4 separate regions of the Homo sapiens genome follow, and all the other regions are linked to region 2. Evidence: chromatin loops called from intact Hi-C (ENCODE). Cell type or tissue: chondrocyte. All regions are shown on one strand.

Evidence for each region. A loop is a pair of places that touch in the nucleus more often than their neighbours do. Peaks named below come from ENCODE experiments on the same cell type or tissue, not always from the same donor. Only the 100,000 strongest peaks of a DNase experiment are listed, where the experiment ranks them.
Region 1: it touches region 2 in a loop (3-fold over the local background); 61 of 110 quality-filtered maps call a loop at or near these places.
Region 3: it touches region 2 in a loop (10-fold over the local background); 3 of 110 quality-filtered maps call a loop at or near these places.
Region 4: a loop joins it to region 2, with 4 times the contacts of the local background. A loop is called at or near these places in 4 of 110 quality-filtered maps.

What each region holds. Positions count from the first base shown.
Region 1 is chr1:162,873,747-162,881,746 of GRCh38, forward strand. No RefSeq gene overlaps it. Among named protein-coding and RNA genes, the nearest start is that of CCDC190, 17 kb to the left of the region's middle. In chondrocyte, CTCF peaks have their summits at 761 (motif pointing left) and 4,455; no DNase peak of the experiment used is centred here.
Region 2 is chr1:163,316,883-163,324,882 of GRCh38, forward strand. NUF2 (NUF2 component of NDC80 kinetochore complex) reads left to right here and starts at 5,072. Exons shown (of 14, transcript NM_145697.3): 1 at 5,072-5,330. LOC127814295 (a long non-coding RNA gene) reads right to left here and starts at 4,853. Exons shown (of 5, transcript NR_182654.1): 1 at 4,740-4,853; 2 at 2,300-2,409. It also overlaps a transcript of RGS5 not described here. RefSeq lists enhancers at 4,812-5,021, 5,062-5,291. In chondrocyte, no CTCF peak of the experiment used is centred here; a DNase peak (open chromatin) is centred at 4,959.
Region 3 is chr1:162,629,443-162,637,442 of GRCh38, forward strand. It overlaps DDR2 (discoidin domain receptor tyrosine kinase 2), which reads left to right and starts at 3,022. Exons shown (of 18, transcript NM_006182.4): 1 at 3,022-3,189. RefSeq lists enhancers at 1,300-1,479, 1,770-1,869. In chondrocyte, CTCF peaks have their summits at 3,936 (motif pointing right) and 4,139; no DNase peak of the experiment used is centred here.
Region 4 is chr1:162,608,909-162,616,908 of GRCh38, forward strand. No RefSeq gene overlaps it. Among named protein-coding and RNA genes, the nearest start is that of DDR2, 20 kb to the right of the region's middle. In chondrocyte, CTCF peaks have their summits at 4,953 (motif pointing right) and 5,174; no DNase peak of the experiment used is centred here.

The DNA.
Region 1 (8,000 bases), 440 kb before region 2:
AAACTAGAAAGATGAGAGTGTTTTAAAAATAATGCCAAATGCCTTACTAATTTTTTGAGTTGGGAAAACAATAGTCGACACGGTGTACCATGCTTGTTGCGGTCATCTCACATTCATTGTAGGTTGATTCATTTCCATACTTTCATACTCCCTCAACTGACTCATTTTTTATTTAAATCCAAGCTTTCTGCCCTTTGTCTTCCCATTTTGTATTGAAATAAACACTTTGTGAGCTTGTCAGTTTCCTAAAAACCAGCAGCCTTCACAAGACAAGGGCAATGAGGTACTAAGGATGCTTCATTTCTAGCAGGGATGGTTTGTGCCAGGAAAGAAAGCTGGACGGACCTCTTTATTTCTGGTTATAAGGCTTCAGCCTTCTGTCACACAGTGATCAGATAACAGCAGTGGCCACCCTTATGGAGGAAAAAGTACACAGAGTTATTTTGTGTACTTACCGAGGAAAAAGTACACAGAGTTATTATGTGAACTAACACACTCCTAATCTCTCCATCTGTTTAATGGGTAACTTTATACAATAGTGGATCTCCATAGAGACATAGTCCTGCAATATTTACGCCACCTGGCAAACTAAACATCTACTTCTTTTCCCCTACACTGAAGGCTGAATAGGGACTACATTAATTTGCTATGGCTTCCATAACAAAGTACCACAAACTAGGTGGCTTAAAACAATGTAAATTTATTCTCTTACAGTTCCGGAGGCCAGGAATCTGAAATCAAGATGTTAGCAGGGCTGTGCTCCCTCTGGAGGCTCTAGAGGCAGATCTCTCCTTGCGTCTTCCAGCTTCTGGTAGCTCCAGATATTCCTTGGCTGTGGCAGCATAATTCCAATTTCTGCCTCCATCTTCTTGTGGCCATCTTCCCTCTGTGTCTTGCTGTGTTTCTTCTCCTTTTATAGGGACACCAATCACATTGGATTAGGGTCTACCCTAATTCAGTATGAATTCATCTTAACTTGATTACATCTGCAAAACCATATTTCTTTTTTTTTTTGCCTCAAAACATTCTTTAATACTATTCCCATTCACAAATAAATGAATTTATTTGCCAAAGAGAAACTGAATTTCAAGTGCACAAACCAAGTCAGCCTTTATACCACTCTGAGTTCCTGAGTTATTATACAAATTAACAGAAGTTAGGTGCTATTTTTAACATAAACCTTCCATAAAAAAACCATATTTCTTAATAAGGTCAAATTCAAGGCACCAGAGATTAGGACTTTAACATATCTTTTTGGGGGCCACAGTTCAACCCATAACAGCAACTTCGAAAGAATTCCTGTGAAGCCCTTCACTTTTAGGTCAGTGTTATCCACTTTTTATTTCCAATATTCACAAATATATAATTTGTAGATTTTTACATTAAAAATTGCTGCTATCTTAATCTTTACTGTATTCACTACTAGGAATCATGCTATTTTAATTACCAACATGTCTTATTAATCTATTGTTATAACATTTCCAGTAATATGACATGCGTCTTAATGTAGCATCTTCACCATTTGATTAACTTATTTCTGTTGCTAATACCCTCATTATTCCAGATCCTTGGGCTTGTCATCATCACTGATCCTTCTGTTTCCCTTGATACATGTATCCATTACTAAGCCCTCTTAACTGCCTCATTACAGTATCCTCTGCTTCCATTTCTTCCTTAATATCAATGCCATCCTCCTTTTGATTCCTTATGTCTAAACCATGATAATGGACTCCTAATTGATTTCTCTACTTTGGTCCCTTCTCACAGTACCAGATTAATCTTCACGTCATTCCATTGATTAAAACCTTCCAATAGTATGTCTTTGCTTGAGAAATAAAATTCTTTAGCCTTAGAATTAGATGTTTGCTATGGAAATGCACCTCTAGTTATGGCAGCAGTGACAAAAGGATTCAGATTCCAGATTCTTTATAAGTATTGTGTAATGAAAAATTATATTGACATCAGTGAACACCATGCCCTCCAATATCCCCATCATCAAAGAAAAGTTAAATTTGGTCGCCACCTACTATCAAAGGTAGAAAATAGAAATCATTATAACTTAGAAATAAATTTAATAAATACTGATATAAAAGATCTCTTATTCATAGTCATGTTTAATATTTGGTGAGTATGAAATTGAGATTTGTTTATTGCAAGAAATCTGGAAAATAAAGTTTAGGAAAAATAGTTCAAAAAATCATTGTAATCTCATCAACCTATTATCATTTTGAAGTACTTCTGCCTGCTCTCGAAGGAGAAAAAACTTGCTAATGAAATGCTTCTGTTTTGGCCACTGGGTACCTCCCTTTTTTATTATCCCTAACCCATTTGTCTCAGCCTATCTTTTTTTTTTTTTAACTGAGCCAGCCCATGCTCATTCTATGCCCAATATTTTTTACAAATCCTCTTCTTATGCTTGGGAGCTGGGTTTTAGAGGCTACCTCTTGCCAAACCCATCTTTAGAAGAATTGGGGTCTTAGAAAATTTCCAAAGCATCCCGAGTTTTACTGCAGCACCTGATAAAGGGAAAGAAAGTGGGGAGGATACCAACCAGCAGCACCTGTGAACCTTACAGAAGAGATCTTCTGGGAGTGGGGTGCAACAGCATCAGAGAGGAGGGTCATGCCCACTCCTCAGCAAAACCTACAGGTCTCCCCAGAAAGCCTGACCTTCTTTCTTGCTTCAAGGGAGCCAAGACCAACTTTGAACTCAACTATCCTGAGTAGAGAATCTGATGTCACCACCCTACGTTTTATGATCTTATCTGATGCAGTCCCTGAAATTGGCAAATTAAAGATTCCCTTAGCTTCAAACTTCATTGAGTCTTCCCTCCATTAAAGAAGAGAAGCCTGGGAATGGCTTGGAAATGCAAACAGCTGAATTTGAAGCTCTTAAAGGATAGAAGCAACTGGGGCAGAGCACCTGTGAGTGTTCCCCCACACCACATCCTGCAGACGAATTTACTGCTTTTGTGCTCTTCACTGCTGTGTCTCTCCCCTTACTTCCATCCGATTCTCATTCACTCCATCTTTTGCACGGGGAAAGCAGTTCAGGTGCTATGGACTAAATGTTTGTGTCTTCCCAAAATTCGTATGTTGAAACCTAATCCCCAATGTGATGGTATTTAGAGGTGGAGCCTTTGGAAGGTTATTAGGTCCTGAGGGTGGAGCTCTCTCTCATGAGTGAGATTAGTGTCTTAGAAGAGAGGCCCCAGAGAACTCCCTCCTCCCTTCTGTCATGTGAGGACACACAGGAAAATGGCCATCTGTGAACCAGGAAACACTCATCAGACACCAAAAACTGTTAGCACCTTGGTCTTGGACTTTCCAGCCTACAGAACTGTGAGGAATAAGTTTCTTTTGTTTCTAAACTGCCTAGTTTATGGTATCTTGTTATAGCAGCCTGGATGGACTAAGGCATGAAACTACACCTACTGGGTTATTTCTCAAAGATGTTGCTGAGAAGAAACCTGAGCCCTTTAAGATTGTACACCTTTTACCTTCACATCTGTTAATTTCTAAAGAAGTTCTAGAGCCAGGGATTCCACTCCAGCCCTTGGTCATCCATTCTGGAATTCTGGCACTGCCATGGTTGGGACCATTTGTAATTAAAGAAAAGAAGAAGCCAAATTTACTTTAAACACAATAAAGTCAGAATTGTTATTTTGCAAGTGGAATTAAAGGCAGGTTTTGTTTTTACAAGGAATATGCAAGTTAGTCGGTATGGTCAATGGGAGAAAATGTCTGATTGAGCAAAATGTGTTACCATTTTAAGTAAATTAGGAAGCAATATGATGGAGAGAGTGTGTTAAAGTGGAAACACCTACAGCCCATCCCACATCATTACACTCTCCTTTACAACACCTACACACCCTCAGCCATCGTCCACTTCCTCTCCTCATACCTAGGACCAATGCATATCATTTCCTGACTCTAAATTCAGAAAATGCTGGGCCAAGGAAAATTCTCTGGAAATTCAATGGATGCTTGAGATGGCAGAATTGTTGAGACTCAACAAGGGTTTTGGGGCCAGGCTTTGTTATTCCCTGAAGCATGGGCCGTAAAGATGGGGAGGGTCCAAGAGAGGATGGAGAACTGCAGAGAGGGGGATAAAGGACAGGAAGACAGTGAGGGAATGAGAGGGCTTCCACTTTGAAACACCTGAATCTTTAGGCCACTTGCATAGTCAAAGGAGAACTTAGTGTCACTTAACATCATGGTAATGATACCATCCAGTCTCATGATTCTATTTTGCCTAGCACAGTTTTTTAAATCATTCAATAGAGACTATTAAATCTGTGTTGGAATTCAGTTGCATGGACTAGGGAAATAACCATAGGCTTGAAATTAGGCTATGGCCAGAATTTCAGTTGGATACGTCTAGTTAAAGTGATTCTTCAGGACTTGTGAAAACTTGTTGTAGTTTCTGAGTCTGACATGGGGTGGCGCTCCTAAACCACTCTCTGTGCGCAAAACCTTTGAGCAGGAACTCAGGACATTGGAAGTGTCTGGGCCCTGGGCATGAACCTCAGTGGGGTAAGTCAGAAGAGAGCATGAGCTCCTGTTTGGCCCAACAAGTAAGACCTCTCTCCTTTCCTTCACCTTTCTTTTACATGTAACATTTGCTTCTCCTAATGCCCACAACATGCTGTTTCATTAAAGGGGGTTTTCATTTTTCTTAAGATGACTTAGCTGAAGTTATTTTTTGCATGATGGAAGTTAGGAAACATTAAAAAAAAAACTTTTTAAAAGGGCAAAATCATGCCACGGGTTTGAATTCTCTCTTCTTGGTTGCTAAAATGAAATGAGGACTACTCTTCTGTGTCAGTCAAAAAAATTGTTTCTAGAGGGTTCTGCCTAAAGGTTCATGTCAACTCTTCATTCTGAACTCTAGAAGCCATTTTGACGTTAAATTCATAAAATGTGATAACAGAGGGAAAGGACTTTTTTAAAGCCATAGAATGCCAAAGAAATGTGACTTGTGATGACCGTCATTATAAAATTTACCTGGGCATGGGATTTGAGTTCTTTTAACTTGCTAAGGGTTTTCTCACTATCGTTTCACTCATTTTGGTCATCAATTCCCTCTTGAAAATGCTTGTTTTCCACTTCCTAATTTGCTGATGCTTATCCTTAATGGAGAGAATGAAGGTGAACAAGAGCTGAGTTGTTCTTCCTTCTCTCTGTTATCTGTCAAGATGACGTCCCTTCCTAAGCCGCGGAACTATCCTTTCTGTCTATCTGAATATTGGACAATAGCCTCTTCCCACTGAGAGAAAGAACCTCTGTGGCTCTCTTTAGCGTTTTCCTTCTGCCTCAACTGGCTCCAGACTTTGGCCTTACTAATACCTGTCCTCGCAGCCTAGGTCACATTGGATGTGACTGAGCTTCTTTCATTTTCTGCTACTTATAACTGGAGCTCACTTCGGAGCACCACATGCATCCACTTTGGTTTGTTTTGTGCTGATCTACTTTCTTCCTTATTTTTCAATTATTTTGAAGGACTTCCTTCTCTCTTTAGACATGTCTCTAAGTTATATATCGCTCTTTTCTGGACTTAAACCAGCCTTCCTAAAGACCCAACTGACCACACAGAATCACCTTCTTTTGTGTTAATAAACTTCTAGACAACAATTTTTTTCCTACATTTCTCTCTCTCTCGAGGATCAATATTTGTATTTAATTCTACTTCTCCAATTAGTTCTTTTTCTTTAAGTCCTCAACTGTTTATAGTAGCATTTTCCTTCATATTTCTGAGAGCCAAACTTGTGAGCCAGGAGAAAAATATATGATTTTAAATGTAAAGACTTACCAATTCAAGTAAAGCTCCTAGCACACAGTTATCATCCATGAAATGAAAAGTATTATTATTAGTTGAAGTTTTTCAATAAATTTAATTCAATACACTTTCAAATACACCTGCTTAATGCCAAACTCTGTACCGAAGGTGGCAAAAATTAATAAGCTATGATCCTGTTCCTTGAGAAGCTCAAAGATGAGGAAAGGAGACAGGTGTCTAAATTAACAACTAAAAAAAAATGTGACCCTTCTAATTAGGAATTTTTTTTTATTATTATACTTTAAGTTTTAGGGTACATGTGCACAATGTGCAGGTTAGTTACATCTCTATACATGTGTCATGCTGGTGTGCTGCACCCATTAACTCGTCATTTAGCATTAGGTATATCTCCTAATGCTATCCCTCCCCCCTCCCCCCACCCCACAACAGTCCCCAGAGTGTGATGTTCCCCTTCCTGTGTCCATGTGTTCTCATCGTTCAATTCCCACCTATGAGTGAGAATATGTGGTATTTGGTTTTTTGTTCTTGTGATAATTTACTGAGAATGATGATTTCCAATTTCATTCATGTCCCTACAAAGGACATGAACTCATCATTTTTTATGGCTGCATAGTATTCTGCGGTGTATATGTGCCACATTTTCTTAATCCAGTCTAGCATTGTTGGACATTTGAGTTGGTTCCAAGTCTTTGCTATTGTGAATAGTGCCGCAATAAACATACGTGTGCATGTGTCTTTATAGCAGCATGATTTATAGTCCTTTGGGTATATATGGCTGGGTCAAATGGTATTTCTAGTTCTAGATCCCTGAGGAATCGCCACACTGACTTCCACAATGGTTGAACTAGTTTACAGTCCCACCAACAGTGTAAAAGTGTTCCTATTTCTCCACATCCTCTCCAGCACCTGTTGTTTCCTGACTTTTTAATGATTGCCATTCTAACTGGTGTGAGATGGTATCTCATTGTGGTTTTGATTTGCATTTCTCTGATGGCCTGTGATGGTGAGCATTTTTTCATGTGTTTTTTGGCTGCATAAATGTCTTCTTTTGAGAAGTGTCTGTTCATGTCCTTTGCCCACTTTTTGATGGGGTTGTTTGTTTTTTTCTTGTAAATTTGTTTGAGTTCCTTGTAGATTCTGGATATTAGCCCTTTGTCAGATGAGTAGGTTGTGAAAATTTTCTCCCATTTTGTAGGTTGCCTGTTCACTCTGATGGTAGTTTCTTTTGCCCTGCAGAAGCTCTTTAGTTTAATTAGATCCCATTTGTCAATTAAACAGAGATATAGATCAATGGAACAGAACAGAGCCCTCAGAAATAATGCCGCATATCTACAACTATCTGATCTTTGACAAACCTGAGAAAAACAAGCAACGGGGAAAGGATTCCCTATTTAATAAATGGTGCTGGGAAAACTGGCTAGCCATATGTAGAAAGCTGAAACTGGATCCCTTCCTTACACCTTATACAAAAATTAATTCAAGATGGATTAAAGACTTAAACGTTAGACCTAAAACCATAAAAACCCTAGAAGAAAACCTAGGCATTACCATTCAGGACATAGGCATGGGCAAGGACTTCATGTCTAAAACACCAAAAGCAGTGGCAACAAAAGCCAAAATTGACAAATGGGATCTAATCAGGAATTTTTAGGAAGAATGGCTATAACAAGATGAGAGAAGACTCAAAAAGGTCTTTGTGGAATAATGACAGGTGTCCCTTCTCTTTTTAATATGGACTAGACACTGTTTTAAACCCTTTACATATATTGTCTCTTAAAACAACTTTATGAAGTAACTACTATATCATCCTCCTCCTCATGCTAAAGGAAAGGCACATAGGGAGGTTCGGATTTGAACCCAGGCAGTCTAACATTCAGAGGTTGTGTTGTTGACCACTCTTCTGCTTCCAGCAGAGTTGATGAGGAGGGATAGAGCAGGAAGGGCATTCCAGGCAGGGGGACGGGGCTGTGCTAGTCATGGAAGCAAAAAACATGTGAAGGCTTCAACAAAGCCTGGTGAAGTGCAGCAGGGCACTCAGCCCGTCAGGACAGGAATGAGGGGACATTCTGGACTTCTCAGGGCTTTTGTTGCCTTAAACCTTTATTTTGAACATCAGAGCTGGCACACTGAGGGAAGACCCTGGCTCCTCATTGGAAAGGGACGTGCATGTGGACGCTGCGCCATCCAGAGCAGTGGATGGT
Region 2 (8,000 bases):
AGTTCAACAACAAATACTAATTGAGTGTGCAGTTTGTACCAGGCATGGTGTTAGGTGTTGGAGCATCAAAGGTCATTAAGAACCAGCCCTGTATAATAGTGGAGACAGGCACAAAACAGATCATTTCAATATAACATAAACTTTTTTTTTGTAAGTATGCAAAGAATCCATCTCAGACCTCTCTTTTTGAGTTTCAGAATCATTCATCCAATTGCCATGTATCTGGACATTGTCATGTGTATGTTTCACAGGCATGTTGAGCTAGACATGTTTAAAACTGAATCACCAGTTACCTCCCAAGTGAGTCTGCCTCTGTGTTACCTAAATCAGAGACTGGCATCCCATTTATCTGGGTACTCAAGCCAGAAAATTTCACTCGTACTTATCAAGCATCTCCAGCGTATAAAGATTTGTGCTAAGCTGTGGATACATGACAGCAAATAGGGTAGTCCCTGTCTTCACCAAAGCTTGTTTAAGAAACTCTATCCTTGATTTCTCCCACTTCTGCCCTCACAATTCAGTCACCAAGTTTTGCCACTTCTACTTCCTAAAATTCTTCTGAGATCTATTTCTATCCACACTGGCAATGCCCCAGTATAAACTGCCATCTTTCTTTCCCTGGATTACTACAATTATCTCCTAACTGGTTTCCTTCTTGCTGGTATTGCTGCCCTTTGAGTTCTTTTTCTCAGAGTAGCGATTCATCATCTAAATACTAACCTAATCATGTTGAAACCATTCAAAGTTACTATTAGCCTTAAGAAGGAGTCCAAACTTTGTGACATCATCACTAATGTTCTTCATGATCTGGTCCCTGTTTACCTCTCCACCCCTGTCTAGAATCTCTCAGTTCCTAGACTGTGTTCTTCTTCATAAACATTGTTAGCCTCTATCTAGAATACTTGTTTTTTACCCTTTCAATTCCTAGCTATTATCAAGCATGGAGCCAATAAGACTGAACTGCCTTTTTTTTTTTCTTTTTTCCCTATGAGAATGTAAACTCTGTCAGGAAATTATTAGATTGGTTATTGCCATATTTGCTTGTTCATTATTATATTTCTAGTATCTAGCTCAGTGTCTGGCACAAAATAAGGGTTCAATGAATATTTTCTGAATGAACCCACAAATGTCAAGAAAGCAGAGAGAAAAGTCAACTAACTCAGACTATGGAACAAGGAAAGGCTTCTTGCAAGAGCCCTAAAAAATTAGTAAGGATAAGGAAGAGTCAGCCAAAGAAAATAAAGATAGTCCAGACAAAGTCAACAAGAATGCAAAAGGTCTCAGGTGTAAAGCAGCCTCATGAATGCGAAGTGGGTAGGATGGGAGATGGTACTGGAAAGGGAAACAAGACTGGGAAGGAAAACAGTGGCAAGATAATGAAGACCCTAGCACACCAGGCCATGGAGTTGGACTATCTTGAAGGTGACTGCAGAGGAAGATTAGAAATTTAAGGAGGCAAGTGAAATAGATTTACATTTGAGACTGGTCATTCTGGCTGCTACTTACAAGATGGATTTGGCGGTGTAGGTGGGGGTGGTAGTAGTTATGGCTGAAAGCAGTGAGATGAGATAGAATTGGGAGTACAAATGAAAGCAAAGGACAAATTAGAGTTTGAAGGGCTCGTGAGCCTCCCGAAAGTCGGAACTTCAAGGAACAGGTCAGGAATAGCAGTAGTTTTAGAATCCATGAGCAAATAGGTTAAAACAATGAGTGGACAGTGCTCACAGGGAAGATACAGACAGAAAACAACTCAAGGTTGGAACTTTGGGAAATACTATTTAATGGGTAGGCAGAGAAAAAAAGACCCCCAAGAAGCATGAGACAGGTAGAAAAAGATGGGAGAAATGCAAAACGAGTTTCAAGGAGGGTTTAATCAATGATACCAAATGCAAAAGAGAGGTCTAGAACAAGAAACAGTGGTCATACATTGGTGGAGGAAGTACATTTCATTTTCTGAGACAGACAAATAAGACAGGTGGATATATGTGGCATTGACAGAAGTGGAGAGGGAGGAAGTTATATATTGTATGATGGCTTTAATTTTCTCAATTAACTGGGAAAAAAGTACTGGGATTGTGTGTGGCCCCTATGGAATCTCTATTCATAAGAATGGGTGCCTGATGGGAAGTAGAGTGTAGGATCCAGTCTTAGTATTTCACCTATTCCTACCACATTAGACCAAGTGAATCAACTTTTTGTCCCTATTGATCTGTTAAAGTAGAAATAACAATTTGGAAACCCTGTCACTTAAAAAAAGAGATTTGTTTAAAGCACTAGATATCACAGCATCACCACTTGCATTAAAGTCCTAGCTGCAGGCTGCCATGGTCTCTTTGGAACACCCCCATCTTGTCACTCAAAGGTCCACTCAGTCCTGATAGGTCTGTCATCCAGAATTTAAAGTGCAGTCTAGAAAAGGAACATGAAATTAAAATTAGAAAGGCAATAGACACAACAAATTGCAGATGCATACGAATGTGTTATGTGCTTGAAACACACCTTTAAGACCACTCTGGTCACTTTCTATTAAAGAGAGGAATTTAGGTTGGGAAGAGGAATGAAGAAAGGGTAAAGTTTGTGAGAAATCACTGAAAGTTACAGGACAGGGAAATTACTGATGATAAATTAAAGGATTGTCAGGAATCAGGGAAAGAGCTGAAGATGGAGACTGACAATCTGTCATATATCACTTTGTGTCATTTTCTCCAGTGTTTCCAGCTAAGAATTTATAGACAAGATGCACGGATAAGATTTTGACAGGCACCTGGGTCAGAGGCATCAGACACAGGAAGTTTGGATGCTGATAAACCATGCAGTCTAGGCTGTGAAGGGAGGTATTAGCAGGAGGGCTGTCAGGGAAAATGAAATAGTAGGGCAAATGTAGCACATGTGAGGGTACAAAATTATGATGCTACAATCAGAAAGAATACTAAAGTTTTCTGCAATAGTCTGTGTTTTTATGGGTGATAACAAAACTCTTAGACTAATGTCTAGGTTGAGAATTCTGATGTTCCACCTTCTACCTTACACTGACCAGTATCAGGCAACTAAAAGTTTTAAAAAGTCAGATTTAACCTTCTAATTAAGGTAATTTGAATAAACACTCATTTTTTAAATAAATAATTTACTTCTAATATAACTCAATTTATCACATCAATAGTAATATTAACCCCCAAATAAACAATATTTATTGTTGATATAACAAAATGGTTGTCTTGCTCTTTTCTTCCTTTGCCTCATTTTTCTCTTTCTCCATGGTCCATTCTAATCTTGGCTTTCACATAAATCGCTTGGTTTTTTTTCTAGATTCTCAACGACAATTTAGACATTTGTTGAGCACTTGCCACTTGCAAGGTATTTTCCTAGGGACCATGTATAAATAATAATAGTCAAAATAACAGCTAATACTTTTCAAGTACTCACAATTTTGCCAGGCACTTAATTAAGCACTCTACAGGAACTAATTCACTTAATCTTCATGATACCGTATAAAGCAGATAGAACTGTCACCCTATTTTAAAGATGCAGAAACGAGCTCAGTTAGGTTAAATAGCTCGCCTAAGTCCACCTAGGTAGTAAATGGTGTGATCAGGGATTTCAATCCAACTCCCTTTGACCGTAGAGATGTGCTCTCAGTCACTACGCTATGGTTCCCTTCCCTGCCTCTAAGGACATATAATTTGGTGGAAATTATGCATGTATCAGTAATCAATTTGATTTGGCAAGTGTCAATGAGACAGGTCTCTTTTTTCTGCTTTCCTCACTGACTCTAATATTTTTTTAAAATCTATTTTCTTAATGTCCTTTTGGGTCTTACTAGATTCCGACTTTGAGACTTACATCAGTAAATAGACATTGAAAGGAAAGACAAAAGCCCTGAACTAATGATATGAAATGTATTTTTATTTAGAATTGGTATAGACTTCACTATCAATAGGTTTAGTTCTTCAGGACAGGACAAAGCAGCGGAATTTGTGTCTACATTCAATACAACCTTTCTAGCACTTTTTTCACATAATTCAGTTCAGGTTCCCCATCCAACACACGACTGTCACCAGATGATGCTCTACTCTGTGACCAGATACAAGTCCTATTACGTCTTCTCCTGTCCCAAACCTCAATAAAACTTAATGGCTTTCTCCCCTGACAACCAGGCCTGCCATGGCTTCCTAACTTGTGTTAAATGCAGTGTTTCCACTCTTGCCAAAACAAACAAACAAAATACCATGTAAAAAAATACAGATTTCAGGGCCCCTTATCTGAAGAATGCAACTCACTCAGGAATGTGCAAATTTGGGGAACAGTTCAGAGGTGAAAAGCACTGATCGAAGAGGGAGAAGCTAAAATCAGGAGACCTGGTTTCTACTTTACAGTCCCACTTACTGTATAACTTCTAACAAATCACTTCTCTCTGAGTCCAGTTTTCATATCGGTGAAAGCGAGAGGATTTGACCAGATGAACTGTTATGTTCCTTCCACCTCTTGAAGTCGTGCTTATGAGCACAGAGTCAGAGGATGTGTGTTCATATCCCAGCTATGCTACTTGTGAACTACTGTGCGCAGAGAACTGCATTCTCTGATTCAGAGCCCTCACCTGAGGGGATGATAGTATCTCTCCACTATCCCTTTTCTCCCCTTTAATGAAGTCTAAATGAGATGATGCTTATAAGCATCTAACAAAACCCGGCACATAATCAATGTTCAACAAGTTATTATTACTCTGGAATTCTATAAATTACCTCTGTACTTCCTCCCTTGTCACCCTGAACTTAGTGAAGTTTCCTTCACTTGGTTTTGCTCTTCAACTCGGACCCCGAAAACGCTCTAAACGCTGGCGGAAGTCACGCAGAGATGGGCTAGACGCTCAACCCCGGTCTCTTCCCCGAAACCGCGGTGCTCCCACTTCCTGCAGTCCGAGGTTCCGACTCGACGCCAGCTCCGCGAGCAATGGTTCCGCCCTGCGCCCTGCCCCTTCCATGACAACTCCAGTCCCACCTGCCTGGCGTCTCTTGAGCCCAACCGGCATCCGTCGCGGTTGGACGTGGGCTTGGCGGAATGGGGCGGGACTTCCAGTAGGAGGCGGCAAGTTTGAAAAGTGATGACGGTTGACGTTTGCTGATTTTTGACTTTGCTTGTAGCTGCTCCCCGAACTCGCCGTCTTCCTGTCGGCGGCCGGCACTGTAGGTGAGCGCGAGAGGACGGAGGAAGGAAGCCTGCAGACAGACGCCTTCTCCATCCCAAGGCGCGGGCAGGTGCCGGGACGCTGGGCCTGGCGGTGTTTTCGTCGTGCTCAGCGGTGGGAGGAGGCGGAAGAAACCAGAGCCTGGGAGGTGAGGGGCGGGCCCGTCGTTACTTTTTATTTGATGTTAGTCCCAGAAACAACCAGAGCTCAGTTCCTACTAAACTAACGGGTGTTTTCTGGTGCAGCATAGACCGAAGAAGACGAGCTTGAGCTGAAATTGTTCAAGTTAGGCATACATTTATGTGTGATTTTTGGAAAGGCGGTGGTAATGTGGTTTATTTGGCTGCAGATGCTTGTCAGCTTTTTACACATCTCCGTTGCCAAACGTTTCTTAACCAAATCCAAAACCATGAATGAAAAGGTAAAAATATCACACCTAATCCAAAATTCAAAGGAAAAGAGCAGCGCATATATAGCACTACGCATGCATAACGCCATCATTGTTCCTTTTAAAAGTTCAAGGAACGTTTTACTTAATTCATTGAAGTTGGGAGCCATTTCTGTTTATTTTTGTTTAATCTCTGCCTCGTGGAACTGTGATGTCCACAAATAGTTTATTTTAACAAAACGAAGTGTGTAAAATTTAACAGAGTACTTTTAGTACCTACTCACTCTGCTCAGCATCGTGGTGCTGCAAATAAATGAGAAACCAGATGAGTAATTATAGGTTAATCTTTGCTACTCGTTAGACAGAGTATTACTGCATATATATTAAGTCATTTATATACTTTATCCCACCTAGGAGCTCAAACTATGTAGTTGGAAAGTGTCTTCATCTCTCGTTAATGAATAAATTGTAACTGAAATTGTACTTCGAAAGAATGATAGAATTTGGATATTGGAGGAGGTTCCAAAAGGAAATACTGGAAGTTTGGGAAAGTTAGGAGACTAACTTGGAGCAGAAATTTCATTCAATTATTAAAGGGTTTAGAAGCCTAGCAGAAAAATTTGAATTTGATGTGGTGGGTAAGGTGAGTAATTGAAGTATTTTCATACAAATATTATATGATGCGTTAAGTGTTTTTATAAGGATTAATCTGATAGCAGAGTGCCAAACATTAGAGAAGAGAGGAACAAGTGATAATAATTATGAAGATACTTTACACCTACGCTTTCTATTGCAATACTCTCTAATTCAGATGCAGCTTTTTTGGAAAAGTGACTTTTTCTGAAGTCTTTCTTTGGTCCAGTCCTTTTATGAACAGTTTTTAAGGCTGTGACTTAGATGAAAATGTAGAATGCATATTTATGCTGAAGGGAACATCTAATATGTGATGCATCAGAATCTGGATTCCAAAAGATCCCAGCTCTGTGGCCTGGCAAGGTGGCTTATGCTTGTATCCCAGCACTTTGGGAGGTTGAGGTGGGAGGATCACTTGAGCCCAGAAGTTCAAGACCAGACTGGGCAACATAGTGAGACCCTATCTCCACACACACACAAATTAACAGGGCGTGGTAGTGTGTGCCTGCTGTCGTCCTGGCTACTTGAGAGGCTGAGGCAGGAGGATAGCTTGAGCCTGGGAGGTCGAGGCTGCAGTGAGCTGTGATTGTGCCACACTGCACTCCAGCCTGGATGACAAACTGAGACCCTGCCTCAAAGAAAAAAAAATAGACAAAACGTCCTAGCTCTAAAAGGAAAGCTTGCAATCATGAAATTTAATAGTAGAAAGTACAAATCCTTGCTTAAGTTTCAAATAATCAATTTATACAACAAGAACACAAGTGACACAGCAGATGGTGACCAAAAAAAAAGAGAGGGAAAGGGGGAAAAAAAGAACAGGGAGAAGCCGCCTTGATGCAAGACGGTCATGATGAAGTTCTTGGAGTTTCAGTTGATCAGTAAGTGCTACAGCAGAGGCCATTATACTGTGCCCTAGACCAACCATATCTGGAGTGTCGTGTTCAGTTTGGGCACTACATTTTAAGAAGACATTTACAAAATAGTGTGTGTTAGAGGAAGATGAATAAGATGGTAGTTTCTAAAACAATGTCATATAAGGAGTATTTTGAAGTTACATATAGCCATACATAAAGAAATTATACTTACTTTAAAGAAGGGAGGGCTTAGCAGAGGTGTAATAGCTTTCTTCATGTTTTTGAAAATGGTGTCATGTAAACAGAGATTAATATATTCTATTTAGTTGCAGTGACTACATAGGACCAGGAGGTAAAATTACCACAAAACATATTTCCACACACTATGAGGAAGAGTTATTTAATTTGGAACCATAATAAAGTGGGAAAAAGTTGCATTGAGAGTGAATTCTGTGATGTTGTCACATGTTCAAGTTGAATTGGGAAGTTATTTGTTAGTGGTTGTTTAGAATTGCTTCCATTTATTAGAGGTTAGGCAAGTTGCCAAAGCTCCCCTTTTTAACCCTAAAATTCTAAAAAAATTAGGAGCCTAAAGAAATAGATTGTCAGAATTGTGGCCCATTTCAATTTGTTTGCAAAATTGAATATATTCACATTGGGTCTCCGAGATCATTTTGCTTCACTGGAGAGTAGGGGATCTGAAGGTAACACAACAGGTATTTAAGGGAGTGGCTGAGAGCAATAACAGTGGCTGCTATTGCTGCTCATTTCTCTCTTGCTGTTACTACTGCTATTTTTGTGGTTACAGGGAGAGATATGAAGAAAATGAAAAGATCCTTACTTACCGGAATCTCACAATGTGGTGTCAGAGTTCTTTAAACATAATTCCAGTACATTGTAACAAGTATTATAACAGGGGTAAATGCAAGGCTCTAGGACAAGG
Region 3 (8,000 bases), 690 kb before region 2:
ACTAAGTTAAGTTAATTCATTTTACTTTCATCCTTCATTTTATGTCCTGAGGCATCACAAAAGCATCCAGCTCATAGCTATTTAGAGACAGAAATATTATAGTTATTTCAATGCTCAACTTTTGTATTTACTTGAACCTTGGTTTGTAGACTAGAAAAGGTCTTGAAAAGTCATCTTGCACATCTTACTTCTAATTAACACTGCATCTTGACCATTCCGGATAGATCTGTCCTATTTTTGTAAAATCCCAGTAATGGAATTCTATATTGTTTTTCAGTCATTTGTTTTCAGTGTAAAACAGTCCTCATAACAAAAATACATTACTTCCTATGGAACAGAAATAATTCTGAATGCAGTGACTCACATTTCCCAAGCCAGACCAACCAGGGGGTAAAATCTGTTCACAGAAGAGTAATAAAATGGTATTTCTCCACATCTGTTCCTGCAATATTAGGAATTCCAGTCTTACTCAAAACTCTACCAAATAGCTCTGAGAGTTCCCAGGACATTTCTTCTGTGTGTTCCATGGGTTAGTCCCGTCAGCTTTGAAGTTAGCATTTGCCATTTTCTTACTTTCCAGCTCTGGCTTCCTACAGCAGTGGCTGGTGTCAAGGCTGAACACTGGTTGTCACTCAATCAGAGTTGTCTCTGAAAACTGAGGCTTCAATCTAATGAATCCTCCTCATGCTTTAAATATCCCTGAAGTATTTTAGTAAAATATCACTTTCAGCTTTTCCTTGCTCTTTTCTTTGTAGAACCTTCTTCCTAGAGTTCAAGATTAGACCCCAGCTTTGGCTGAGAATAGCCTGAGTGATGGAGATGGTGTTTTGAGTGATTGATAGACATGCTATTTTCCTTTGAGCTACTCCTTACTGTTGACGTAGCTTAGTTTTTCTTGGGACTTTTATCCCTTGGTCCTTTCTGTGTTCAGTGAGTTCTTCCCCAGAAGTGTCCTGGTCTATATACAAATAGACTCTTGACTGCCTAGTCCGCCTCAGACAAACCCAGGTGTGTCTGGGTTTTGCAGTCTACATCACTGGCTCAGTCCTGGCTCAATTAAGACTACAACTTGAGTTCTAATTATACATACACAGAGAAAAAACAATCTCACCTATGGAGTAGAACCACCTTAAAATGAAAAAGGAAAACACATACCTATATGTACAGGCCCTGTCCTTTATCAGGCTCAGTCTGGTTTTATGAAGTTGTTACTGTTTTCCACATTTGACCTATAGTATCACCAAATCTGTGAAATCACAGATTGTATTTTTGGTACATTCTTTATAGTAATGCCAAAGAGGTGAACTACTACAGGCATGGACATTTGAGGAGGATTTCTAGTTGTCTCTGGCAAGCACCCAGTAAAGTGCCTGATAAGAGCCCAACACATATTTATTGAGTTGAGCTGCATGTCTGGCCTGAGTCACCCTCAGGCCTGACTTCAGATGCTGTAAGTTATTTGAAGAGTCTTCTTAATAAGTTGATCTCTGCAGTGTCTTTTCTCTTCATAAACTAACCCTAGTTCTAGTTTTTTCTCTAAGGTCTTGCTTGCTGCCTTTAATCATTTCCATGGCTGCCCTCTGAACCATTCCCATGTTCTCCGTGTCCTTTTCTGTAACAGCTGTGAGGCACAGATGTTAACGGCTGCTTTCTGACCCTCAGACTGGTGCTGAGCTTATGAGACTTTTAGGGACTTAACACTGACTCAACACTAGCTCTCAGTTTCATGGCCACCCTCATTGTGTGTGTGTGTGTGTGTGTGTGTGTGTGTGTGTGTGTGTGTGCGCTTTTCCATTCCCCTTATGAAACATCTCCTGCCCCTAACTTACTATGGGAACGTTCCTCCATGATCTCTTTCCATCCTCCCTTTCCTGTTTGCTCACTTCTTTTCTTGCTCATCTTGGAGACTGTGCAATCCCAGATTAACTACAAACAGAGAAGAGCTGGTGATAGCTCCAGAGCTCAGAGAAAGGAGGTCTCTTTACAAGAAGTCTGGCTCTCAAAGGTAAGCTCGGTCTTCTTGACCTGCCTTTTGCCATCTACCTCTCTCTTTGGATCTCCTGCCCCTGGGTCCCTGCTTGCCCTGCATTCTCCATACTCACGGAGAATCAGGACCTCCAGAACAGCCCAGCGTGGGCTTGGTCAGGAATGATCCAGGCTCTGAAGGGTTAAGGCTGGAGCCTGGATGGATGGAGAGGGTTATTAGTTATCGTTTGGAGAGTGGAGTGAAGGCTCCTCCCCTGTTGCCTACCCGCCCCTTTCACATGATCTCTGACTATAGCTGTGGAAGCGGGGAGAAGATAAAGGAGGGAAAAAAAAGTTCACAAAATAATTTAGAAAGTCCTTATAAATGCTTGTGTTTTCATTTAGCAGCATGAATCCAGGACAGCAACAGACCCTCAGAGGCAGCAGCCAACTGGGAATTGAGTGGAAAAAAATAGGAATCCTGGATTCTGGCAGTTTCCAGTTGTTTTCTTGGTGGGGGGAGCCGTGGTGGGAAGGGATTAAATCAAATCTTTCGGGGGAGAGCTCAGCTCTAGGCTTTCATGGTCAAAATACTAAAGGTCAGCTCCGCGTGTGTGCCCCAACTGTCCTGGAAGCTTCAATTGGAAAACTCCAAACTTTAAGTTTTGCTTATAGCTTCAGCTCAAGTAAGAAAAATGAGGTGTGGGGTAGGCGGCGGGGGGGTGGGGATCACAGGAAGGGGATCAAGTCTTAGATGGAGGGGAAGGAAGTGGAGATGGATATGGGTGGGAATAAGGCAGAAGGGAGCGGTGTCTTTAAGTCTGTCCTATGGTTATACATATTTTTTCTTCTATGAATGGGTTTTGCTGTAAATTATAGCTTTGCCCATAGTCCCTTGGGTCAAAAGAAATAGTCTCCAAACAGAAAACAGCTCTGATTGGTGACTTTCCTTCTTCCCTCCCCAACCCCCTTCCTAATTGAAACCAAATGTGCAATATATTGGATGCTGGGATCCCTGGCGCTTTCCCAGGAATCCTCAGAATGTGAGGTTTCTCTCAAAGGCATCTTGCATCAGCCTGTGGATGTATGCCTACCACCGGGCTCCTTCACCAGCAAAGTGGAAAAAGAAGCGTTTCACAACAAATTCTTCTTTTTGGGTTGGGGAAACGCAGTGGATTATAGCTCTGTTTTCTTCTTTCCAAAACTGTGCACCCCTGGATGAAAGTAAGTTATGTGGGTCTTTTTTCTTTATTATTTTTTCTTTTTTGAAAATGAAAGCTCCGCATATACTTCTTTTGGTGTTTCAGGAAAAGTTTTAAAAAGGAAACAGAAGGGCGTTTTAAGTCAGACAAGGAAGGGAACGTAATGAGGCACCACAGACTCGAGAAATCAGATCCCATGTTTTTGGGGGTCTGGATTTATGCTATGAAGGGAAGAATAAAGAGCAGTAATAACCAAAGAAGCCTGAAGCAAAATAAATGAATCTATAGCAGCTGCAAGATACAATAAACAGTGTTAGCAGAGTTGAAATTGTTGGCAGGCAAGACAGGCCGATTGCAGAGTTAGTTTCAGGATGAAGAAGGCAGAGCAGGAGAGCTAAGTTTTTAGACATTTAGTAGTGGTGTTAGAAGGTCCTGAGTTTTGGAGATAGTGTAGACCAAGCACTTTTTGTTTTTCAGGGGAGTTGCTGATTTACTTGTGAGAAGGGTAACTTTGGATGAGGGGTGGCTTCCCCCTGAGATTTGGGGTGGCTAGGGGGAGGCTGGGTGCATGGAAGATTTTTCAGTTGTGACAGTGAAATACAGCTTCCCAGACTCATCTCCTCGCTGGCTCTGGGTGCCTTTCCCTTTGTTATGGAATGACTGGGGCTGTTTTCATTTGGGACCTCTGAGTCCTGGCCTAGGTTCAAGAGTCCCATCCAAAGGGAAAGAGAACTGTTCCCAGTGGCTGAAACTCTCAGACCAGCCATTTGAGGCAAGAGTTCGTACTGTTCAAGCCAGTAGGGGGTTCAGCACCATTTTGCCGATCATTGGCTTCCTACAACACAGAGTTAAGAGTCCTGAAAAGGGCCTTAGGCCTCTCATCTAACCCCTTCGCTCCACAGATGTAAAAAATGATAGGAAGGGGACCGACCTGTTCAAGTCCCACAGCACATCTGTAGTGGAGCTGAAAATGAAATTGAGATTCTCTCTACTGCTAGTCCAGTGTTCTTTCCACTCCATACCTCTGCTTTCATTTCCTTTTTAAGGCTTATTCTGGCTGAGACAATAGAGGCAGTATGATGAGCAAGTCACCACAAGGACGTTAATTATCAGTAATAGAGAGGACGCCAATGGCGGCTCATCAGCTAATGATGTCTATGGTTATATTTGTGTGTGTGTGTAAAATAAAAAGAAGCTAAATTCTGAGTATTTTCTATGCAGCAGGCTCAAAATAATACATAATTCATGCTCAGAGCTCTTCATACATAATTTGATTGACTCTCACAGCTATGTAAGGCATTATTTCTATCGTACATGTAAGGACATTAACGCTTAGAGAAGCGAAATGAGTTGCTCAAGGAAAGGTAGCTAATACATTTGAAACTCATGTATATCTGACTCTAAAACCTATGCTTGGAATCACTATTCAATGATACTCCCCTCATCTCCCTTGCATTTGGTTACTTTTGGGGTCAAATTCCATATTTCACTGGCTGATCAGGAGGTGAAGGTGTCAGGCTATGGGAGCAGTATGGATTCTCTCTCAGAGGCCACTTCTGCACTTGGCTGAACATTTGTCTGGATATCAGATGTGGGGTTGATTTCTGGGTCTTTGGTATATACTTACCTTTGTTATGCAAAGAGCCTGGGACTTAGAGTCAGAAGATTCAGGATAAGTTCTGGCTCTACCTTTTACTACTTAGCAAAGTTGCTTTGCCTTTCTGCACCTTGACTTCTGTATTTATTATATGGGAACAATTGCAGTACCTTTCAGTGTGATTGCTGCAAGAGGTATTGGACATGCATGCATGCTGAAGGCTATCAAGGGCTTACCCATATCAGCTCTTTCGATTAGGATCGGTAAACACAGAACGTCATATGAGGCAGCCCCTGTGGTGCTGGGTCTGGCAGTTGGTGCTGATGCTGGCAGGAGGGCAGATGGATTTGGATGTGTGTGAAACTCTGAAATGGGTGGCCTCAGTCTTAGTGCCCATCTCCTTTGAATGGAAGCAGGCCTTCCTCCCTCCCGGGGGAATATTCCTGAGGGCTCTGTCTTAAATTCTGTCTCTTAAATTCTCCTCCACTGGCCTGGTTTGATATGATTCCTTGCCCAAAGCAGTGCAGGCTGAAGGACACTGTGCTTGGTGAAGCATCCCCTGTCTCTGAAAAGGAAGTGTTTAGTCAGGACCAGTCCCCTGATTGCTCCTCAGACAAGACTGACATTTGAGGAGCTTCGTATCTAGCTGAGGGCAGATCCTTGACCCAGGACCTTCTTGTCACTGGCAGGCACATCTCCCTTCATCCTTTCCCTGGCATTCCCTATTCTGTGCCTGCAGTCAGAAGGGAGGCTGCTGCTCCTGGGGTGGGGGTGGAGAGCCAGCCTGCAGTGGGGAGGCCTCAGCCTCTGTTTCTGGGTAAGATCCATTTGCTTTAGAAACCTTAAATGTAAGGGAAGTGGGTAAGGTGTTTCCGGAATGCCTTTCACTTAGATTCCTCAACAGAGTCTCCATGTCCAAGCACAGGACCTTATCACCTGCTTATTCTCCCCTAGCCACTCTGTGAACTCGCACTTTTCTTTCCTTCTTGTATAATTGCTCCCCAGTCTTGAAGTCATCTGAATTCTCTATCACACACAGTGAATTTACTTCAAACCTTTCCATGTATTTGCATTTTTAATAGACACATGAAAAAATTGGAGCGGCCACCCCCCATACATTCATGTCACACCATTTTCAATTCGCATGAGCTCTCAGATATCCTTCCCAAGCTCCCTTACAAGATCTGCTTTCAGGCACTTCACATCACCCTCACCTCAAACACACAATCCAAACACATGTCTCGCAGGCATCCAAAAAGCAAACACACGTCTAAAAGTGGACCTCCACAGACATGCTAACATTCTTGTGCCAGCTCACATAAATGGTGACCTGTCCGCAACACAGACACACTGGACTCTTTATACCTCTTGCCCTGTTTGAAGCTGTGCAACATATGAATTGATCGACTCTGTCCCAACAATGACTAGTCAGTCCAGAAATGTGTCCAGCATCCCCAGGCATCCCAGGGCTTCTCTGAATGCAGCAACCATCCATAATGAGGACTGTTCACCAGGAAATTAGAAACCCCAGGTAGACCTTAAAAGATTTTCAGACCAATCAAATCAGAATATCTGAGGTTGGAGATTGGGAATCAGTACTTTGAACTGCTCCCCAGGTGATTCTGATGTGAAACAGAATTAAGTACCTCTGCTGATAAATCTCCAACTGTGTTGTCTTTGGCAATTCAATTTTATTCCATTTGATTTAGTTCTATTCATCAAAGATTTAGTAACACTGTGCTAATAACATAGTTTAGTAAAGAAGCTGAGATGTCCAGATACCTGTCAAGGATATTTATTGGAACATCAATCACCTCGTGTCTAAAGTGATGATCTCTGTAAATTTTTCTCTCTTTTAATTATATTTGTATATGTTTAAATGTGCTATTATTAAGCCTGCATTATTCATGTACGATTTGGCTAAAAATGGTTCTCTTATTTTCTAATTGTTTTGCATAGATATATTTGATGTTTCCTAATTTTATAAACCCCAGCATTTGGCAAATTGTGTACTTATTAGCTGGAATCTTACTTTGGCTTTGAAATGCTGAAGAAGGTCAGTTTTGAGCCAGCCCAAGAGTTGCTAAGGCCTGGAAGGGCAATGCAAAGGTAGAGGAATTCTAAACATGGGTTTGGACTCACTACACAGCTCCTGAGTTTAGCTGGGCTTCTCCTGGAAATTGGATATTGTCTGTAATGGATCCACTCATTAAGTCGTCTGTGGCTTGTGATTTGTGCCTAAAAGAACCCCACAAAAATCTGTGAGGGGCCCTTTGGATCTATAGCTCCGAGGTTAGTGCTGGCTGGTGCTCTGTAGTGTGAGTGAGAGGGAGAGGGCATGTGATAAATAGAACTTCAGATGCGTGATGTAGTGAAAAGAACATGTAGTGAGGCTCTAGTCCCACCACCATCATTTTCTAGGGTTTCGACCTCAGAGGAGTTTTTTAACTTCATTGGTCCTCAATTTCCCCTTGAGTTTTTATCCCCTTCATTTGAGTTTAGATAAGATAATGTATAGGAAACTGGAAAGCACTGTACCTGTGAAGATGGTAGGTAATGCAAGATAATCCTTAGGGCCTTAATAGCTTAGGTAGCCAAAATAATTGAGATGGGAGATGGATTAAAAATGAGGGCAAATAATCTAGCATTTTTGCATTTTTTCCTTTTAAAATTTGAATGCTCTTATGAATCCAAAAAAACATGAAACAATACAAATCTCAGTGAACTCTCATGTCTAAGATAGTTTTCCACTGATTTTATTTTTCTCTTGAATAGTGGTGATTTAAAAAAAAATCGCAGGTATATTTTTTATCTATTAAAAATATCATAGCATCCTGGTAAACTCTGTCATAATTTTGTTTTGCTGTATTTATTTATTTACTCCTCAGTAAGTAGTTATTGGATGCCTAGTCTCTGCTGGACACTGTTCTATGTTTTATGATGAACAAACCCCATGAAGTTACAAGCATTTATAAGCATTCATTGCTTTAGGTTCTAGGGAGTATAATATGAATTTGACTGTGTGAAACTTGATTTAGAAAATTGGTATCCACATTGGGTTAATAAAATTTAGTTTTTAAAGTTTACTGAACTGTAATTTAAAAATAATACAGAAATAGTTATTAAATGGTGATTTTCAGTGGAGCAGGTGTTATGCCATAAATAGGACCCCAAATTTTATATTTTTTATAATTTTTAAAAATTATAGAGCAACTTTAGCTTTACAGAAAAACTGA
Region 4 (8,000 bases), 710 kb before region 2:
TATAAAGATATTTTAAAATCAGTCCTCTGAAAATAGATTAATAAAATATTAAAATCACCTAGGGTCACTATGGAATAAAGAAATCCTAATTTAAAGAGGAAATAGTGGCCCTTGATCCAACTATTTAATATGGCCTTAGTAGAATTAGCTGTATTTAGGGCAAGTCAGACTTTATTGTGAAATGTAATAGGTGTCTGCATTCTCTTCATTTTAATCAAAGAAACTTAAATGGCTTCTTTTCTTCCACATGTCCTATCCTTGACAAGATGGGCAATATCACTAAGGGGCCTGGTTTTCTATTATCTGATGCTAGGAAGTATAAACTTGTACTTACTGTTCTTGTTTCTCTTTTATCTGTGTATCTTTGCCATTCTGTTTTCTCAATGAATAGTATGTTCTCTCCCATTCAGGTACCTTAATGGTGTCTATTTTATTTTATTGCTGCATAACACCACATATTTATTTTTTAGTTTCTAAAGATTAGTAATCCAGGAGTGGCTTAGCTGGATAGTTCTGTCTCTGGTTCTCTCATGAGGTTGGAGTCAAGCCATCAGCCAAGGCAGAAGTCATCCAGACTGCACTGGGGCTGAAGACCGTGATGCCAAGCTCACTCACGTGGCCTTTGGTAAAAGGCCTCAGTCCTGTGCCATATGGACCTCTCCATAGGACCTCATGACAAGGAAGCTGGCTTTCCTCAGCACAAGTGACCCAAGCAAGAGAGACAGCAGCAAGATAGAAGCCAGTGTCTTTTATAATTAACCTCAGAAGTGACATAGCATCATGTCTATAATACCATATTGGTCAACTATTGTACAATAAGTGACTACTCAAGGGTATAAATACTGGAAGGCAGAGATTATGGGGACCCATCTTAAAGGCTGGCTTCCACAAACTTAGGTGTAAAATTCTTAACACAATTTTAGCAAATAGAATTCAACAATATATTAGATGGATAATATAACAAAGTGGGGTGTAGCCCAGGAATGCATGGTTGGCTTAACATTTGAAAATTAATAAGGAGAATTCAATATATTAACAGACAAAAAGACAAATTATAGATTTAGGAAATACATTTCTCAAAATCCAACATCCTTTCCTTATAAAATTTTAGTCTCATGACACTAGGGATAGAAGGAATAGATGTGATAAACAAAGGTCATGTTTGCAAACCTACATTTTACTATCACACTTAATGGTAAAAGACTTGTGTATTTCCCCCCCAAAATCAGGAACAAGGCAGTATGTTCTTTTTTGCTACCTCTATTCAATGTTGTATAGAAGTTATACCCAGTAAAATAAGGCAAGAAAAACATATAGGTATCTACATTGGAAAGGAATAAATAAATCTGTCTATTTGAAGATGACATGATTATCTACCTTGAAAATCCTGTGGGATCTGCATGCAAGTTATCAGAGCTAATAAGTTTAACAAGGTTGTGGGATACAAGATCAACATACAAAAATCATTTGTATTTCTATATTCTAGCAACAAATAATTAGACATTAAAATTTAGAAAATCAACATCATTTATAGTAATGTTAAAACATGAAATGCTTATGGGTAAATCTGACTAATATGTGAAGGACCTGTACATTGAAAAGTACAAAATGTTGTTGAGTAAAATTACAGAAGTAGATGAGAAGATTTGGTGTTAAGATGTCAGTTCTCCCCAAAATGATCTATAGATGACAAGGTAGACAAATATATCAATGAGACAGAATAGATAATCGATAAATAGACTAATCTAGAAATAGACAATACATATATTGTCAATTTGAGTCCGGGCGTGGTGGCTCACGCCTATAATCTCAAGATTTTGGGAAGCTGAGGTAGGAGGATCACTTGAAGCCGGGAATTCAAGATCAGCCTGGTCAACATAGTGAGACCCCCCATCTCAGAAAAGAAAAAGAAAGGAAAGAAAGGAAGAAGGAAGGAAGGAAAAGAGGGAGGAAGGGAGGGAAAGGAAGGAAAGGAAGAAATAAGTATATTGTCAATTCATTTTCAACTAAGGTGCAGAGACATTTCAATGGAGAAAAATAGTATTTTCAACAAACGGTGCTGAAACAATTAGATATCCATCTTCAAGAAAGTAAACTTATACATACCTTGCACCAAATATAAAAAGTAATTTGAAATAAAGCATAGACCTAAATGTAAAACCTAAAACTATATAAAACTTCTAGAAGAGGCTGGGCGTGGTGGCTCATGCCTGTAATCCCAGCACTTTGGGAGGCCGAGGGGGGTGGATCACGAGGTCAGGAGATCAAGACCATGCTGGCTAACATGGTTAAACCCTGTCTCTACTAAAAAAATACAAAAATTAGCCTGACGTGGTGGCATGTGCCTGTAGTCCCAGCTACTCGGGAGGCTGAGGCAGGAGAATTGCTTGGACCTGGGAGGCAGAGGTTGCAGTGAGCTGAGATCGTGCCACTGCACTCCAGCCTGGGCTACAGAATGAGACTCTGTCTCAAATAAATAAATTAAAAAAAAAAAAAAATAGAAGATTTGTATAGGTACTTCAATAAAGAAGGTAAGCTGATAGCAAATGAGCACACAAAAAGATGCTAAACGTCATTAGGGAAATGGAAATGCAAACCATGATGATGAGGTACCCTGACACATCTATTAAAATGTGTAGAATTAAAAGGACTGATCATACAAGGCGTTGACCAGGATACAGAACTCTCACAGATTGTTGGTGCCAAGATAAAATGGCATAGCCATGTTGAAAAGAAGTTTGGCAGTCCCTTAAAAGTTAAATATAAATTTGGCAGCCAGGTGCGGTGGTTCACGCCTGTAATCCCAGCACTTTGGGAGGCCGAGGCTGGTGGATTACCTGAGGTCAGGAGTTCGAGACCAGTCTGGCCAACATGGCGAAACCCCATCTTTACTAAAAATACAAAAAAATTAGCCAGGCATGGTGGTGCATGCCTGTAATTCCAGCTACTCGAGAGGCTGAGGCAGGAGAATCACTTGAACCTGGGAAGTGGAGGTTGCAGTGAGCAGAGATTGCGGCACTGCACTCCAGCCTGGGTAAGAGTGAGACTCCATCTTGAAAAAAAAATTTGCATCTTGCCTAGCAATAATATTGGAAGAAAAGCCAGGCACAAAAGAGTATCCATTTCATTATTCCATATATATGATCAAGAATTGGCAAAACTAATCTATGATGGAAAAGGCTAGAAGAGTCAAGTTCTATGGAAGGGGTATCTATTGAGGGAGAACCACAAGGGAGCCTCCTGAGTGCTGGATATATCTGTATTTTTATCAGCTGTGGCAACAGATACATTTCTAAAAATTAGGCTGAACACTTAAAATTTGTTTTTAATGTTATGCCTCAATTAAAAAGAAAAAAGTATATGCATTTTGAAGTTTGAAAATATATTTTAAAATAATTAATTGATTAAAGAGAGAGTTTAAATAACTTATTCAAGACTTCATAACTAGCGGATGGTGAGTGAGGATTAAAATCCAGGTCTGTCTGGCTCTGAGATCCCTGCTTTGAATTATTAGGCTGGTGCAAAAGTAATTGTGGTTTTTGCCATTGAAAGTAATGGCAAAATACTACCATTGTTGCAATTAATACTATGCTATGCTGCTACCCACCACACCTTCTAATCCCAACAACATTCTGAAAAATGCTATACATACCAACCATGGCTTTTGAAAGAGTAAAGGTATAAAATAGTTGGGTTTATAATTTTTAAGCTATCAGAATTGAGGAGCAATGGAAAATAACTATGAATGAAGAGAGAGCAAATATTTTTAGTGAATTTCACAATTAGCAGTTTGGGAAAAGGGCCCATTGGTATGAGACGGCTCAGCCTGTGGTATCCGAGGAGGAAGGGTCAAAAGCACAAAGAGAGAGAGTGCCAGATGGTGATCAGGGCCAGATGGCTGTCGCCAGGGTCATGCTCAAGCTAGTGCGAATTAAGAAGAATCACAATAAGCTTATGCAACACCAGCCCAAAGCCAATTATTGTTCTTGGACTTAGGGTATATTTCCTCTTTATTTATAGGAAAGTGTATGTTTGTATGTGTGTGTTTGTATATGGGGGGGTTGTGTTTGCAGGGGATGGCAAAGAGCAGTTCTGGGAATAATGAATCAACATTTGAAAGTAGAGTTGGGCTATACTTAGGTGAGTGTAATTGTTTCAGTGGAAAAGTTTTTCTCACATTCTTTCCCTTCCCTTTATTATATTCTCGTAACATACTGAAGGGCAGTGCATTTGGCAGGCTGAATTTGGCACTGCTCAGACAGCCTCAGTAGAGCAAAGGGCCTGAGGACACTAAATTCTATCCGGTCCCATTTACAGAGCTGTTGGGCAATGAAATGGTGCTCTTGATAACTTGCTTCCAGGGGGTGAGAAGCAGAAAACCACAACCTACGGTTCCTGTCTTGGGTTGCAGGTGGAAGTTGAGAGCCCTACCCCTGCATAACAAAGTTGTAAGACTAACTGCTTTGCTTATTGGCGTATTCTTAATCAGAGACAAGAATATCCAAATAGTGATCAAATTAAAGGCCCATAGTACTCTTTGGTTAACGTTTATTAGTAGCAAGCTATTTTTGTCTCACTCTTCTATCCTCGTAACCAAATTTGGTTGGGCTTCCAAAAATGATACTCCAGGGTCTTGTTTCTGGAGCTGTCTGGAATCCTCTGGAATGTGGCAGCAGCCCTCAGCCCCACTGCCTGTCCTACCCTAATCTGCCCTGCTGTCAGGGGGGCTTGCATAAGCATAAGTTGAGGGTAATGATGAGCTAATATCTGAAGCCATGGAGCAGAATGTATTTGCTTAAGCCGGGTTTTATAGCTTGATTTTTCACTTATTTTCTGAGTGTATTATAGGCTAGTTTCTGTGAGTCGGCTGCCTTCCTGGGGGCCTTGTCCCGGCTGGGCATGTTTAACTGTTTTTTGTAGCCTTTCCCGCAAGGCTATTTCTGTGCAGTAGAGGGCAGTATTTTCAAATGCTCAGGTATTAGCGCCTCAGCCTTAGGAGAATGTTTAGCCCAGGTCCAAGTTACACAGGGTTGAGTAAAAGCCCACCTGCTTGACCGTCTGAGAAATGCTGACATCATCCATACCTCGATCCTCTGTGTCCTACCAGCAGATGAAGGGCACCCAGGTTCATTAATAGAAACTTGGAAATGCAGAGAAATAGCATATTTAAAATGACCTCTTTTCGAATGCAGCTGCTATTGTTTCTGTGTATTTTTCTCTTAGGTATTTCTTTTCTATGTACCTTAAAGAGTGCATAAATAGCCGGGCGCGGTGGCTCACGCCTGTAATCCCAGCACTTTGGGAGGCAGAGGGGGGCAGATCACCTGAGGTCGGCAGTTCAAGACCAGCCTGACCAACATGGAGAAACCCCGTCTCTACTAAAAATACAAAATTAGCCGGGGTGGTGGCACATGCCTGTAATCCCAGCTACTCGGGAGGCTGAGGCAGGAGAATCACTTGAACCCGGGAGGCGGAGGTTGCGGTGAGCTGAGATCGCGCCATTGCACTCCAGCCTGGGCAACAAAAGCGAAACTCTGTCTCAAAAAAAAAAAAAAAAAGTGTTTAAATAGTTAACAGTATAGCAAAAACATTTCCTCATATTGTGTAATTAATATTTATAAGTCTACTTTTTATTTGCTGAATCATGTTTATTCAGGTGGATTTGTTAACCTTTTACTTAGTGTTGAACATTAATTTTTTTCTTCCAGCTTTTTGATAATATAAATAATGCTGTGACAAATATTTTTTAATAAGAGGCTTTCCATATTTATAAGTATTTCCTGAGTATGGATTCCCAGACATAGAATTATTTGGTCAAAGAATATAAATATTCTTAAAGCTCTGATTACTGTTTTTTTTTGCATTGCTAGGGAATTTTACTAATTTATACTTTTGCCAGTTGTCTTAGTTTTTTTTTATTGCTGCCATAACAAATTACCACAAACTTAGTGGTTTAAACTACACAAACTTAATTATCTTATATTTTTGCAGGTCAGAAGTCTGGTACAGGTCCCATCAGGCTAAAATCAGGTTGTTGTCAGGGCTGAGTTTCTTCCCATAGGCTCTAGGGAAGGAAGAATCCGTTTTTTTTTTTTTTCGCTGATTCAGGTGGCAGCATGGAGTTCCATGGGGTTGTGGGACTGAGGCTCCTGTTTCCTTGTTGGCTGTTAGTTGGGGCTGTCCGTAGCTCCCCCACGCCGCTCTCTGGTCCTTGCAGATGGCGCCTACATCTCAGAACCAGTAATAGGGTATTGAATCCTTCTCATGCTGCCATTTTCAGACTCATTCTGTTGCTTTTGGTTGTTGTATCTCTCTGACCCAGCGGGAAAGGTTCTACGTTTTTAAGGGCTCATGGGATTAGACAGGACCACTCAGATAACCAACGATAATCTTCCTATTTTAGGGGCCTTACGCTTAATCCCATCAGCAGAGTCCCTATTGCCATGCAAGGTAACATATTCTCAGGTTCTGGGGATTAGGACATGGATAACTCTGGGGGCCATTATTCTTCCTACCCCACCAACAATACACAATTTTTTATTTCACCAAATCTTAACTTCACCAGATATTATAAACACTTGTGTAATAATTTGATAGACAAAAAGATTTAAATAAGAATTTAAACATGTATTTTTGTTTAGTTGTGAAGATGAACATTTTTTGTGCTTTACACAGTTACTTTTGTTTATGTCTTTCTTGTTGACAGAAGAAACATATCTTTTCTGTCATTTCCCTGCCAGTTCTACTTATTGCTTGGACTTTAATACATTTTTTCTTCTTGAAATCACATTTGCCTCTTTTTTGTTTATTCTTCATTTGCTTCAATCATCCTCAAACAATGTCCCACAAAGGGAGAATGAAAACCAAATTTCCTGAGTTCTTGGAAACTTTATTCTCATATTTGATAGATATTTTGACAGGGTAGATACTTTTAAGTTTAGGAGAATTTTTCTTTAGGAGTTTAATGGTCTTGCTTCATTGGCTCCAAGCATCCATTATTGTTCATGAAAAGCCTGATGCTAGTCTGATTCCTATTTGTAGGTAAACTATTTTTTCCTTCTCTGGAAGGCTTAAGAATCTTTTCTGTATCTTGGGAGACATGAAATTTCACAATGATATTCCTAACAGAGAGTGTGTACTCTGATAGCCCCCCTTCTTTTTCTGATAGATTCTTCTGATATTAACTAATTAATGTAAATGTTTTTATTATGGAAAATTTAAAGCACATGCAAAAGAAGATAAAATAGTGTAATAAACCTACATACATTATGTATCACTCACCCAACCTCGATAATGATCAATTTATTGCCAGTCTTGTTTCATCTCAACCATTTGCTGCCCTTACTAACCCAGTACCTTTTTTTTTTTTTTTTTTTTTTTTTGAGATGGAGTCTCGCTCTGTCACCCAGGCTAGAGTGCAATGGTATGATCTTGGCTCACTGCAACCTCCGCCTCCCAGGTTCAAGCGATTCTCCTGCCTCAGCCTCCTGAGTAGCTGGGATTAGCAATTAATTATTTCAGTTTTAAGAACTCTGGTAATATCTTAATTTCTTCTTCATTATGAAGGATAGTTTTGCTGACATGGAATTCTCAATTGACATTCTTTTTCTTTCAGCACCTTGAATATGTTATACCACTGCCTTCTGACCTCCATGGTATCTGATGAGGAGTCAGTATTTAGTGTTATTGAGGATATCCTTTATCATTTTATCATGCATGGTTTTTTTTTTTTTTTTTTTTTTTTAGGAGTTTCGCTCTTGTTGCCCAAACTGGAGTGGAATGGGGCAATCTTGGCTCTCTACAACCTCCACCTCCCTGGTTCAAGCAATTCTCCTGCCTCAGCCTTCTGAGCAGCTGGGATCATTGTTCTCATGATGCTTTCAAAATTATCTTTTAGTTTTGGGCATTTAATAATTTGACTATAATGGCTCTAGGTTTAGATCTTTTAAATTTATTCTACTTGGAGTTCATTGAGCTTCTTGGATGTGAAGAATAATATT